3 separate regions of the Homo sapiens genome follow, and all the other regions are linked to region 2. The links are chromatin contacts, found by Hi-C in ENCODE. All regions are on one chromosome and are shown on one strand. Each heading gives the region's core, a stretch centred on a gene start or an enhancer-like site at or near the end of the contact. The rest is flanking DNA. Distances are from core to core; before and after follow the strand shown. Region 1 holds the start of POLA1 (DNA polymerase alpha 1, catalytic subunit). Region 2 holds the start of PHKA2 (phosphorylase kinase regulatory subunit alpha 2). Region 3 holds the start of MSL3 (MSL complex subunit 3).

What was found. Hi-C counts contacts between places; a loop is a spot of excess contacts on that map. Pooled maps may share reads with other maps.
Region 1: a pooled map shows a loop between it and region 2 (21-fold over the local background). The contact joins the promoter of POLA1 here to the promoter of PHKA2 in region 2. A Hi-C loop is called at or near these places in 5 of 50 pooled maps.
Region 3: a loop to region 2 is called in a map of B cell, with 31 times the contacts of the local background. The contact joins the promoter of MSL3 here to the promoter of PHKA2 in region 2. A Hi-C loop is called at or near these places in 2 of 168 maps with a recorded cell type or tissue (B cell and CD4-positive, alpha-beta T cell) and 7 of 50 pooled maps.

What each region holds. Positions count from the first base shown.
Region 1 is chrX:24,692,448-24,696,045 of GRCh38, forward strand. POLA1 (DNA polymerase alpha 1, catalytic subunit) reads left to right here and starts at 1,471. Exons shown (of 37, transcript NM_001330360.2): 1 at 1,471-1,557. The coding sequence starts at 1,515. RefSeq lists a silencer at 1,293-1,452 and an enhancer at 1,643-1,732.
Region 2 is chrX:18,982,598-18,986,150 of GRCh38, forward strand. It overlaps PHKA2 (phosphorylase kinase regulatory subunit alpha 2), which reads right to left and starts at 1,517. Exons shown (of 33, transcript NM_000292.3): 1 at 1,258-1,517. The coding sequence starts at 1,335. RefSeq lists enhancers at 1,319-1,819, 1,820-2,320, 2,302-2,351 and a silencer at 1,512-2,201.
Region 3 is chrX:11,756,069-11,759,486 of GRCh38, forward strand. It overlaps MSL3 (MSL complex subunit 3), which reads left to right and starts at 2,169. Exons shown (of 13, transcript NM_078629.4): 1 at 2,169-2,297. The coding sequence starts at 2,196. It overlaps MSL3-DT (MSL3 divergent transcript), which reads right to left and starts at 2,015. Exons shown (of 2, transcript XR_007068393.1): 1 at 684-2,015. RefSeq lists silencers at 1,709-1,908, 1,929-2,078, 2,089-2,468 and an enhancer at 2,322-2,616.

The sequences.
Region 1 (3,598 bases), core at 221-2,720, 5.7 Mb after region 2:
CAAGGCAGCTCTCTGGAGCCTCTTTTCCGAGGGCACTAATCCTATTCATGAGGGAGGGTTCCTGCTGATGACCTAATCACCTCCCAGAGGCCCTACCTCCTAACACCACCACACTGGTGATTAGGTTTCAACGCATACATTTTATGTGGAGAGAAACATTCAGACCACAGCAGTAGTGAAAGAGAAAAGAGGTTTGAAATGCCTAGAGTTATACCCGGGCATGTGGGAAGTAATCAGCTGTGAAATTGTTAAGGTAAGGATTTGGTTCTTATTAATGACTAGCCAACATGGTTCTCTCCTGGTTGGAAAAAGCTTGATAATAAAACTATAAAACTTCCATCAGTTTTTAAAAGGGAAGTGTAGGAATAAATCTGTCGTAGTACTTTAAATAGGAAGTTATGTCTAAGTGTAAATTACTACATGTTATGTATCACAACATATGGATCACATAACATGATATTAAATGATTATGAAGCTGAAAGACATTTTCTAAACAATCAGAAATTAAGAAACAAGTATTGATCAACCATGCTAGAAGACAGATTGAATTATCTTTATATCCTCTTTGGAGAAAATATTACAAAATTGTTGTCACATGAAGAAGGGATCAATAAGCATGTGGGCAATAATGTAGGAAAAAATACAAATGTGTGGCAGGCATTATTTAATAAAAATGTTATACCTTTTTGGAAAGAGATAACATGAGATGTACACATTACAGCCATTGTATCATACACAAAAATTGAATACCCTTTTTGTTTTTCATAACATTGAAATTTTGGAGTTCACGTCAGGTGTTTTGTAGATTGTCCTACATTTTGAATACATCTGATTGTTTCTTCATGGTTAGATTCAGGTTAGACATTTTTTGCAAGAAGACCATATAGGCGAAGTTTTTCCTTTTTCATACGCATTACATCAGGAGGCATATGAGATCAGATGGCCATTTATTGGTAATGCTACTTCTGGTTATTTGGTTAAGACGGAGCATATATCTTTAAGTTGTTAATCACACAGCCACTGTATCCAGACTGCTGAGAAGCAAACTATCAGGCAAAATTCAGGGCGCGCAGCAGGAGGCAGTCGCTTTCCCGGCTCTGGGGAAAACGATCCAACCACGCCCACTCTCCTGCCCGCCCGCGCCTCCTTTCCGGGAAAATGGGCTCTGAGAACCAGAGCGCCCTTTCTCCCACGCGCCCAAATCTTTTCCCATCAGCATGCGTGCGCTTGCGCAGTCTCCAGGCGGCTCCTTTCCAGCGCCCGACCGCTTCTTTCTCCTGCTCTCCTCCGGCTTCCCCTCAGCTCTAGCTTTTCCCTAAGGGGTCATCACAGGGCGCCAAACGCGCGTCCGCGGGAAGGCCGGGGGCGGAGCGCGGCGCGGCGCGGCACGTCAGTGGCCTTCCGGCCGGAAGTCCGCAGCCTCCCGAGCCGCTGATTGGCTTTCAGGCTGGCGCCTGTCTCGGCCCCCGCGCCAGTTTTGGGCTGGTTGGCGCGGAATCGGGAGATTCGGGACCATGGCACCTGTGCACGGCGACGACTGTGAGATAGGGGCGAGTGGTGAGGGACAATTCCGCGCGCGGGGCTCCGGGTTGGGACAGTGGCATGATTGCCGGTGGTGGGGGTTCTGAGGGAGGCGCACACCCGGGTTTGTTTGGGCGCAGACCTTGGTCGTCCCCGGCGGGGGCCCTTCTGGCGTCGGACCGGGCTTCCTTTAGGCGCGGTTTGCTCTTGGAGGACCAGAGCCTGGAGGGATTTTTGTTTGGGAGGCTGTCTCACCTCTGCCACTGAGAGTCTCCACAGTCGATTGCGTTTCTATTTCTTTTGGTGAGTTGCACCCACGTGCTGGGTATAACTTTATTGAGACTGGCCCCGTGGGGCCGAAAGTATTTCACTGCGATCTCCCTAAGTATCCACTTGAAGGCTTGAACAGAACAGATCTGTGTCCCTTTTTGTAGGAACTTCCAGGAAAATTTTATACATTGTAACTAAGCAGGAAAGAAAGCTCTAAGTGCTGTCATCGGGGAATAACGCGTTTTGTATTTTTAGGTAATGGGTTTCTACTTTATGCATTAACAATTTTTCTTTCAGATTCTTTGGAAAGTTCTTCAAGTGCTGCGTAGAAATCCTGTTCACAATCTAGTCATTCCTGGTGAAGTTTCAAAAAAATGGCATCAATTTAGGGCATTTCGGATCCCCTGTATATCACTCCGTTTGTCAGGGGTGTCTTTTATTTCCAAAAATAGAATACAAAAATGCAAATAGATTTGTCTGATTTTTTAAGTGTTCAACTAAAGCGTGACTTCAGTTAACTTCTAACTTAAAATCAGATGCTTCACTTTGTTAGCTCAAGCGTCACCTCTCCTGTCATTCAGATACATCACCATTAATGAGAACTCGCTTCCTAATCAGCTTCCTTTGCATTCACCTAGTTGTGAGTCACAGATTTCAATTTGTTCTAGCCGTTCGTTTTTTAAGACTATTTTGGAGAGTCGACCTGCCTGGATTACAGATAGGATGTTGGGTGTAAGTATGTGAACGAACAGTCTTTGCAGGCCTCTATCAGTGATTTGCCACTAAGCCCTTTCTTCATCCTAAAAACTACGTCATCTATGAACATCAGGAAATCACTTTGGAGGATACTGTGCAATCTTGAGACTCCTCTTAGGTCATGGTGTTCATTAAGTAGTTGCTGGGGACTTGTGACTGGAATTTTTCCTTTAGAGCAGACTGAAGGATTGTTACCTGAAAGACTGCTGTAAGCTAGTGTCTGTCTGCTTTTGGGGAGGATAGAGATACTCCAGATGGTAATTTTGAAACAAATATTTAAACCTTTGTAGCTGGATTTTTTTCATGCTTATTCTTTTTTTGCTAAGTTACCTACGTGAAGCATTGGAGACATACTCCAAAAAACAAAATGTAGGCTTTTTTTTTTCTTCAGTATTAGCAGGCAGGGCACCTTGATAATGGCAGTGAAAAGTTGAAAGGTCTGTAACTAGCTGTTACTATATATGAAAAAAGATCAGGGAATTTTTATTTATTTATTTATTTTTGAGACAAAGCTTCCCTCTTGTTGCCCAGACTGGAGTGCAGTGACGTGATCTCAGCTGGCTGCAACCTCTGCCTCCTGGGTTCAAGCAGTTCTGCCTCAGCCTCCCGAGTTGCTGGGATTACAGGTGCCCACCACCACACCGGCTAATTTTTTGTATTTTCAGTAGAGACAGGGTTTCACCATGTTGGCCAGGCTGGTCTTGAACTCCTGATGTCAGGTGATCCACCTGTCTCTTCCTCCCAAAGTGATGAGATTACAGGCATGAGCCACTGCGCCCGGCCAGGGAAAGTTTAATGATCAAAAAAGCAGGTACAGTGGTTCATTCATTGGTTCATTCAGCAAATATTTATTATATACCTACTAGGTATAAGCCTTCTGCCAGGCTCTGGCATTATGATGGTGGGTAGGCTGGACATGGTTTGTCTTCATGAAGTACAGATGGTAAACATCTAATCATATGCAGAAAACGGCTTTGCTTTGTTTTTGCCTTCTAAAGCTAGACCTTGGTACTCTTAGGTATGGTGTGTGTGGGGTATGTGGATGTGTGTT
Region 2 (3,553 bases), core at 267-2,766:
CCGTGGTGAGAGGATGACTTGAAGTCAGGAGGTCGAGACCAGCCTGGCCAACGCAGTGAAACCCCGTCACTACTAAAAATGCAAAAATTAGCTGGGTGTGGTGGCGCACGCCTGTAGTCCCAGCTACTCGGGAGGCTGAGGCAGGATAATCGCTTGAACCCGAGAGGCAGAGGTTTCAGTGAGCCGAGATCGCGCCACTGCACTCCAGCCTAGGAGACAGAGTGAGACCCTGTCTCAAAAACAAACAAACAACAACAAAGAAAACAGATTAAGGGACTTTGGACCTATACCTTATGCATAAATGTTACTGCACTACGATCATTTATTCTTGTAACCCCAGCACTTTGTAGAGTGCTTTGCATATAACAGATACACCACAAATATTTCCTAAGTGAGGAAACAAGGCTAAGAAATTAGTTAAGAAGGGAAAATGGTCAGTGCCTTGGAAATGACCATGGCTCCCAACTTGCAGGTCAGGCCTCTAACCCCTGAATGCCACTTCCTTCGTTGACTTTGAAGGCCCTATAAATAGTTGCTGTTGATTGAGGGCAAGAAACATAGCTGCTGTCTTCACTAGGAATAAAAATAGTTCAGTGGTCTTACACTGATGGACCCACACATAATTTTAGCCCAGGAATACAAAGCATAGCAGGCAAATTCATACCTCGGACCACATGGGCAGTGTCATAGGACCCTGTGAGCTTGGGAGCCTTTGGGTCTGACCTGCTACATGCAGTGACCTTTCTAGCCTCACAATTTTCTTATCTGTAAAATAGCAACCAAAGTAGCCCCTAAGGGCTTCCCAGGTGGGTCTCTACCAAGACAGCTCATGGGAGGGACGGTAGCTGTCGCCCCACACTGCAGAGTCCTGCGTAAACTTCAGGAGCTTCTTCACTCCTGTCTACTGTTCTCATTCAGTGTAGTCTGTCCAAACCCCCCACACCTCTTCTCGTCCAAAAAAAGCAGAGTCAATGCAAAAAGAGGCAGTTTGGACCCGGGCACGGAGGCGGCTCATTCTCATCCTGAACAATGGCCAAAGAATTCTGTGAAAAGTAGCCGTAGCAACAGTTAGGTCCCCTGAATCTTAAGGAGCACGGGGTGGCAATGGGGTGGTAATCACTGGCTAGCAAGGACTAGATTCAAATAGCAAACTCTTAATTGCAAGGTCTCAGGTCACAAGAGGGCCAGACCTGGGAAGGAGAATGAGTTACATGAGAGGGTAGTTCCACGCGTTCCCTGGGGGCGGTCCCTCCTTACCTGGTAACACAGGATGGTTTGCTGCACCAGCCGCGCGTACCCGTCCAAGCGGACCCCGGAATTGCTCCTGCTCCGCATCTCCCCGAGGCTCCCAGGCCGCAGCGCCCGATCTGCCGCGTGGGCGCGGGACGTCGGGGCTGTGGCCTCCAAGCGGGTCTGGTTCCCGGACACTCACAGCCTTAGTCGGTTCTTGGGATGGGACCGGGCCGGAGGAGGTCGAGACTTTTCTAAACGCTAGCCCCAAAGTCCGGTTGGAAAGCAAGCCAACCAGAGCTCCGCGCGGCGGGGAGGCGCGGGGGCGGGGACGGGGGCTGGAGCGACGAAGGTCCCGCCTCGGCCAGGCCTGCTGGGCTCCCGACGCTCGCGGGAGCAGCGGGAAACCAGGTTCCGGGAGTGGGGCGAGGACGCCCCTGCCAAGCCCCTTTTACGTCCCGGCGGTCGCGAGGAGGTCCCCCGGGCGCGAAGAAGACGCCAGCCCACCCCAGCCGCCGGGGAGATCGCCCAGGCCGCGCTCAGCCCCGCCCCTGGCTCTGCCCCCGCCGCGGAGCGGAACCCTCCAAGTCGCGGCCTGAGGAGGAAGGAAAAGGGGGCGGCCCGGGAGAGCCGCTGCGAAATCAGCAACGGGCGGGAACCAGGTTGCCTCCCTGAGTCCCTTCTCTCCCCGGCCGGCTGCCAACCACAGCCAAGGCCAGAGAAACAGGCCCTTCTGCCGCGGCCACCTGGGCGCCTTGGACCCGCCCTCCGGACTCGCCCCCGCCCCTGCCGCGGAGTGGAACGTTTGGAACCCTGAGGGGCACAGGTAAGGGGGCGGCCCCGCCCCGCGCCCTGGAACGACCTCACGGCCCCGCCCACATCCCCGCCCCTGGCCCCACCTCCGCCGCAGAGCGGAACCCTCAGAGTCGCGGCCTCGGGGGGGACGAAAAAGGAGGCGGCCCGTGGGAGTCTAGGGGAACCCGGCTTCGGGCGGCGGACGAGTTGGCTTTCCTGCGTGGTAGTGTGGAGCCCCCCGAGACGGGTGCCAGTCCCACTCGAGGCCGGAGAAAGAGGGCCGCCTACCGCGGCCGCCTGGGCACCCCTCTGAGGGCCAAGATTGTAGTCCCACCTCTGGCCCCGTCTCCGCCGCCTAGCGGAACTGGAGTAGCGGGACCCAGCCCGGAAGAAAAAGGGGGAAGGCCCGGAGAGGTGCCCCAGCGACACCTCTGGCGCCTGTGACCCCGCCCCTAGCCACTTGGGCGCCGCTTCCTCGGGCAGGTTCGCAGTTCATCTCCCACGGGTCTACAGCTTGAAACTTGGCATTCATTATAATGTTTCGTGGCTGCTGATAACCTACAGTTCACAATCTTCGGCCTGGTATTCATTGTCCACCAAAATCTGGCCCACATAGGAATTTACTGGACAGCTAGACTAATGCAATCAATTTCCGCAAGCTCTTTTCCAGTCTCCATGCATTTACTCTATGCTTGACCCCTTCGGCCCTTCTTCCTCCTCCTTGACTAACTGAAGCCTATCTTTCCCTTAACGGCCAGCTCAGCTCCTCTATTAGCCTTCCCCATTTTCTGAATTTCTGTAGCCATTGGTTTAGTAAGAGCTTAGGACTTAGAGTCAGTTCATTTTGAGTTCAAATGTCAGTTCTGTCATTTACAAGTCGTATGACCTTTGGCATCCCGTTTTACATGTTTGAACTTAAGTGTTCTCATCTGTAAAATGGAGATAATCATAGCACCTACCTCACAGGATGACTTAAGATCAAGAGGATGAATATAAAGCATTTAGCACAAGCCTGGCTAGTAGAAAAATACTTAATAAATCATAGCTAATTTCGTTGTCACTTGGCCACAATGTATTGCCTCCTGTTGTTATTTATGTTTTCATGTGTGGATGAGGCATATTTTCCTAATTGGAATGTACGTTATTCATTGAAACAGTCTTTTGGTATCTCCTACTATGCCTGGTACAGTGTTGAGCATATAGTTGGAGCTCAATTAATGTTGCTCGCATGAGTAAATGAAATCAGTCCTGCTTAGCTGCGTTCCCTTATGTTTGGTCCTTAACCAAGTTTATATTAGATATTCCAGAACATAAATCTATGGCTTTACTCTGTCACTCAACTAAAGCACCAAACCCCACATCAGCTCACATATTACTTCATATAATACTTTGTTTTCTTAATATTGGCTTTTGAATTATGCAGTGATCCATGTGATGTGCCTCCATGAAGAATTTGCTGTGGTCTAGGGGTGAATAAAACTAGACATTGTTATCACCACTAAATGTTTTGGAATCTGAATATGTACTC
Region 3 (3,418 bases), core at 919-3,418, 7.2 Mb before region 2:
GGAGCCACTATTTCCTTCATTTTAAACATGAACAAAGTGCATTACAAAGAGACTAACCAGTTGTCCATGGTCACAAGCTAGAAAGTGACAAGCATGGGACTGGGTCCTGGAGAGTGGTTTGCAGAGCTGGCCATGTTCTTAACCTTTACACCCGAGAGGAAAAATGATGTCCTGCATTAAGGGTGGAGCCCTCTCTAGTGGATCCTAATCTGGAGGAGGACTGTAAGGGGTGCTGCCATTGGCAGGCTTTTTAACTTTTAGGTTCCTGAAGGCTTTTGCATTCTTGGACTTTTTAGAGGGACGGGGAAAGAGGAATTCCTCAATGACATAAGAAGGGGTGGAAATGCGGAGAAACAAAGGAAAGCATCTAAAATCCTATCCCTGAAAGGGTAGAGCCTGCAGCAGAACTCTCTCCAATCATGGGCAGGAAAAATAAAAAGGTGAATACTTCAGTTACGGTTTACACAGGACGTGCAATTACATGTGCTTCCAAGCCGCCCCTGCCATTTGTGGGGAACACCACCATCTACTGTTCTCATCTCTGATACACCACAACCTGGAGAGGAATCATGGTTCCAGTTCTAGTTTCTGCACCGTATTACCCCAAAGGCCATTTGACCATCTTCCCCCAACCTTTAACTCCTCTGTATAGCCTTATTCTGGCGGATGCAGCTATTACTCACCCAATTCCTTGGGCCAGAAAACCTGGAAGTCTCTCAAGATTCCTCCTTCCCTCTCCTTCACATCCAATTGGCCACTGAGTTTTGTGGGTTCTATTTCCTAAATCAATCTGTTCATTCATTCCATATTATGTGCCACGAATACGCCGTGATGAATTGGATAAGACCCCTACCCCCAGCTTCAAAGAGCTTACTGTCTTAATGAGGTCATTTTGCAAATGAACAACCCATTCTATAGCACAGTGGTACATGCAAGAAAGGGGTTAAGCAGAGTCCTGGGAGGGAACACCTCAGGGCTTTATGATTCATCTTGGGAAGCCTGAGGGCTTTTCTGTTGGCATGCCCACGCTGAAATGTGAAGGATGTATACCAGGAACCTGGTGAAGGAAGCGTGCAGAGGGGAAGCAAATGCAACTTTCTGGAGGCTAGAACAGAGAAGGGGAAGTTCACCAGGTCCGCAGAGATTAGCCTGGAAGCTGGTCTCCAGCCCGGTCCTAATCCAGTAATTACACTGCCCAACGGCTTTCCAAAACTCAAAAGAAAAAGCCCAGCACTGTCCTTCCTGTCCCTGGAAGTTTGTCCTTCAAGTCTCCCATCACTTGTCATTCGCTCATCAAGTATTTACTTAACATCCACTCTGTGCAGGTACCATATTGATAGCGGCCTCAAGGGTGCTTCTATTTAGGGAATTTTTAGTCTATTGGAGCAGATAGACCGTGGGGGGCATTCCGGGGATGCTGGGGGCTGTCAGGCCACGCTAGAAGCTGACACTGAAGACGTCAGCTACTCTTTAAGGACCCATCTGCCTCGCTGCCCACTGCTCAACCCGTCACTGGGGGCTCCAGGCCTGCCACCGGCTTGTCCTCTGAAGGGATAAGCAAGTGTTCTATTCACAGCCCGGAGTGCCCTTCTGCCCTCGCCCGAGGCCACTGCCCGCCTGGGGCCAGCTCCAGCGCTGCGTTCTCCAAGCGTGGCCACACTCATCGGCGCGCTGCTCTGCCAAGGGGGCTGACGCGGCGCGCACGGCCAGGGAGCTCTTGGGGGCAGACGCCGTCCAGCCTCCCGGCCGCCGGGTGCCTACTCCAGACCGGCTCTCTCTCTCCCTAGGCGCCTCCCACGCCCGGGCCGGAGAGCGGGCGCTCGGGGCGACGGACGACCCTGCGCGCACGTGGGCGCAGCCTGGAGGCCGCGGGGACCCTCTCCCATGGGGGCGACGGGAGACGTCCTGCCGGTAGACCTTGGCCAGGGGGTCGCGCTCCCCGCCCGCACCCCTCCCGGAGCCCCGGCGGGGACGTGCGGGGACGCGCCCGGGCGGGAGCGCGCGCGCCAGGCGCCTCCGAGGTCCCGGCAGCGGCTCGGGGCGGGCGGAGGAGGGGCCGAGGGCGGGGCGGCCGCAGCCTCCGCCATTCCCGGCCCCCCCCGGCCACGGCGCACCGCCTCCCCGCCCCCGCCCGCCCTCCCCCACCGCGCGCGCTCCGCCCGCCCCGGAGCCTCGCCCTCCGCCACGATGAGCAAATGAGCGCGAGCGAGGGCATGAAATTTAAATTCCACTCAGGGGAGAAAGTGCTGTGCTTCGAGCCTGACCCCACCAAGGCGCGAGTGCTGTACGATGCCAAGGTGCCGCCGCGGAGGGACAGGGAGGAGGCGCGGGCTGGGGGACCCGGGACCGGGGGCGGGGGCGGGGGCGGACGGCCGCGCGGAGCTGAGGGACCGGCCGGGCTCCTCGGCCTGCGAGGAGCGGTGCGGCCGGCAGGGGGCGCTCACAGGGCGCTACGCCCGGGAGTCGGGGCGGGGTCTGGGATGCTTCCACTTCCTTCCGTCAGGCCGGGCGGCGCACGCGCGGTTGGGAGCCTCGCCCATGCTTTGTCGCGTTACCGGGGCTACCGTTTGCGCCCCCGACTGCAACGGTGGCCGCTGAGGGAGGAGGCTTCTCGAATACGGTTTCTGTCTTCGCGTTAAATGTCTCCTTCTGTGCGGCCTGGTGCCGGGTGGGCTCCTGTGGGACGCCCTGGCCGTCCGATCCAGGTTCTAATTCATAGTTACACGGCGCTGGCCGCTGACTTGCGACGTTGTGTCCCTGGGACCCTAGTCCAGTTTAGGCCCCATCCCGCCTGTAGGCCGTGAACCCCATCCCGAGGGCAAGGTTGGCCCAGTGTTTTCGTACCCCAGGGCCTTGCAGCATTTACGTTTTCAAACTCTGAAGGATTTACGTGGGTCTGACCATAGTTGATGGGAATCGCGCCCCGGGCCGGTCCACCTAAGTCTCCGGGAGCTGAGCCACATCTTGCAGCTCCTCAGATTTGGGTGGCGGGCAGGAGTTGGCACCAGGTCTCCCAGATCCCCAAGGAAAGCACCCAGGTGCTTTCATTTCAGAGACCTGGGTTCCTAGGGCCACCTGGGCGAAGCCTTAGGCGGCAGGGACAGGGGCAGTCCCAGGTGTGTCTTTGGCGATGTCTGGACAGCTCTGTCCATTAGAGATGCTAAAGGACATCCCTAAAGGGATGAGCATATTCTGCCTTCAGTTCCCTCCCCTGCTGCTCCTGTCTTTTAACCGCGTCTGCTATCCCTCTTTCTCCTCGCCCTCCAGCCTCCTCGGGGCGGAGGGGGGGGGGCACGCCCCATCATTAGTTTTAGTTGTTCCCTCTAGGGACACAACAGGGAGGGATTCCAGAGTCTCCAGCTAGCCATCCTGGCACTGGACATAGGGGAGCCCAGGAGACTACAACTCCCAGAGCTCT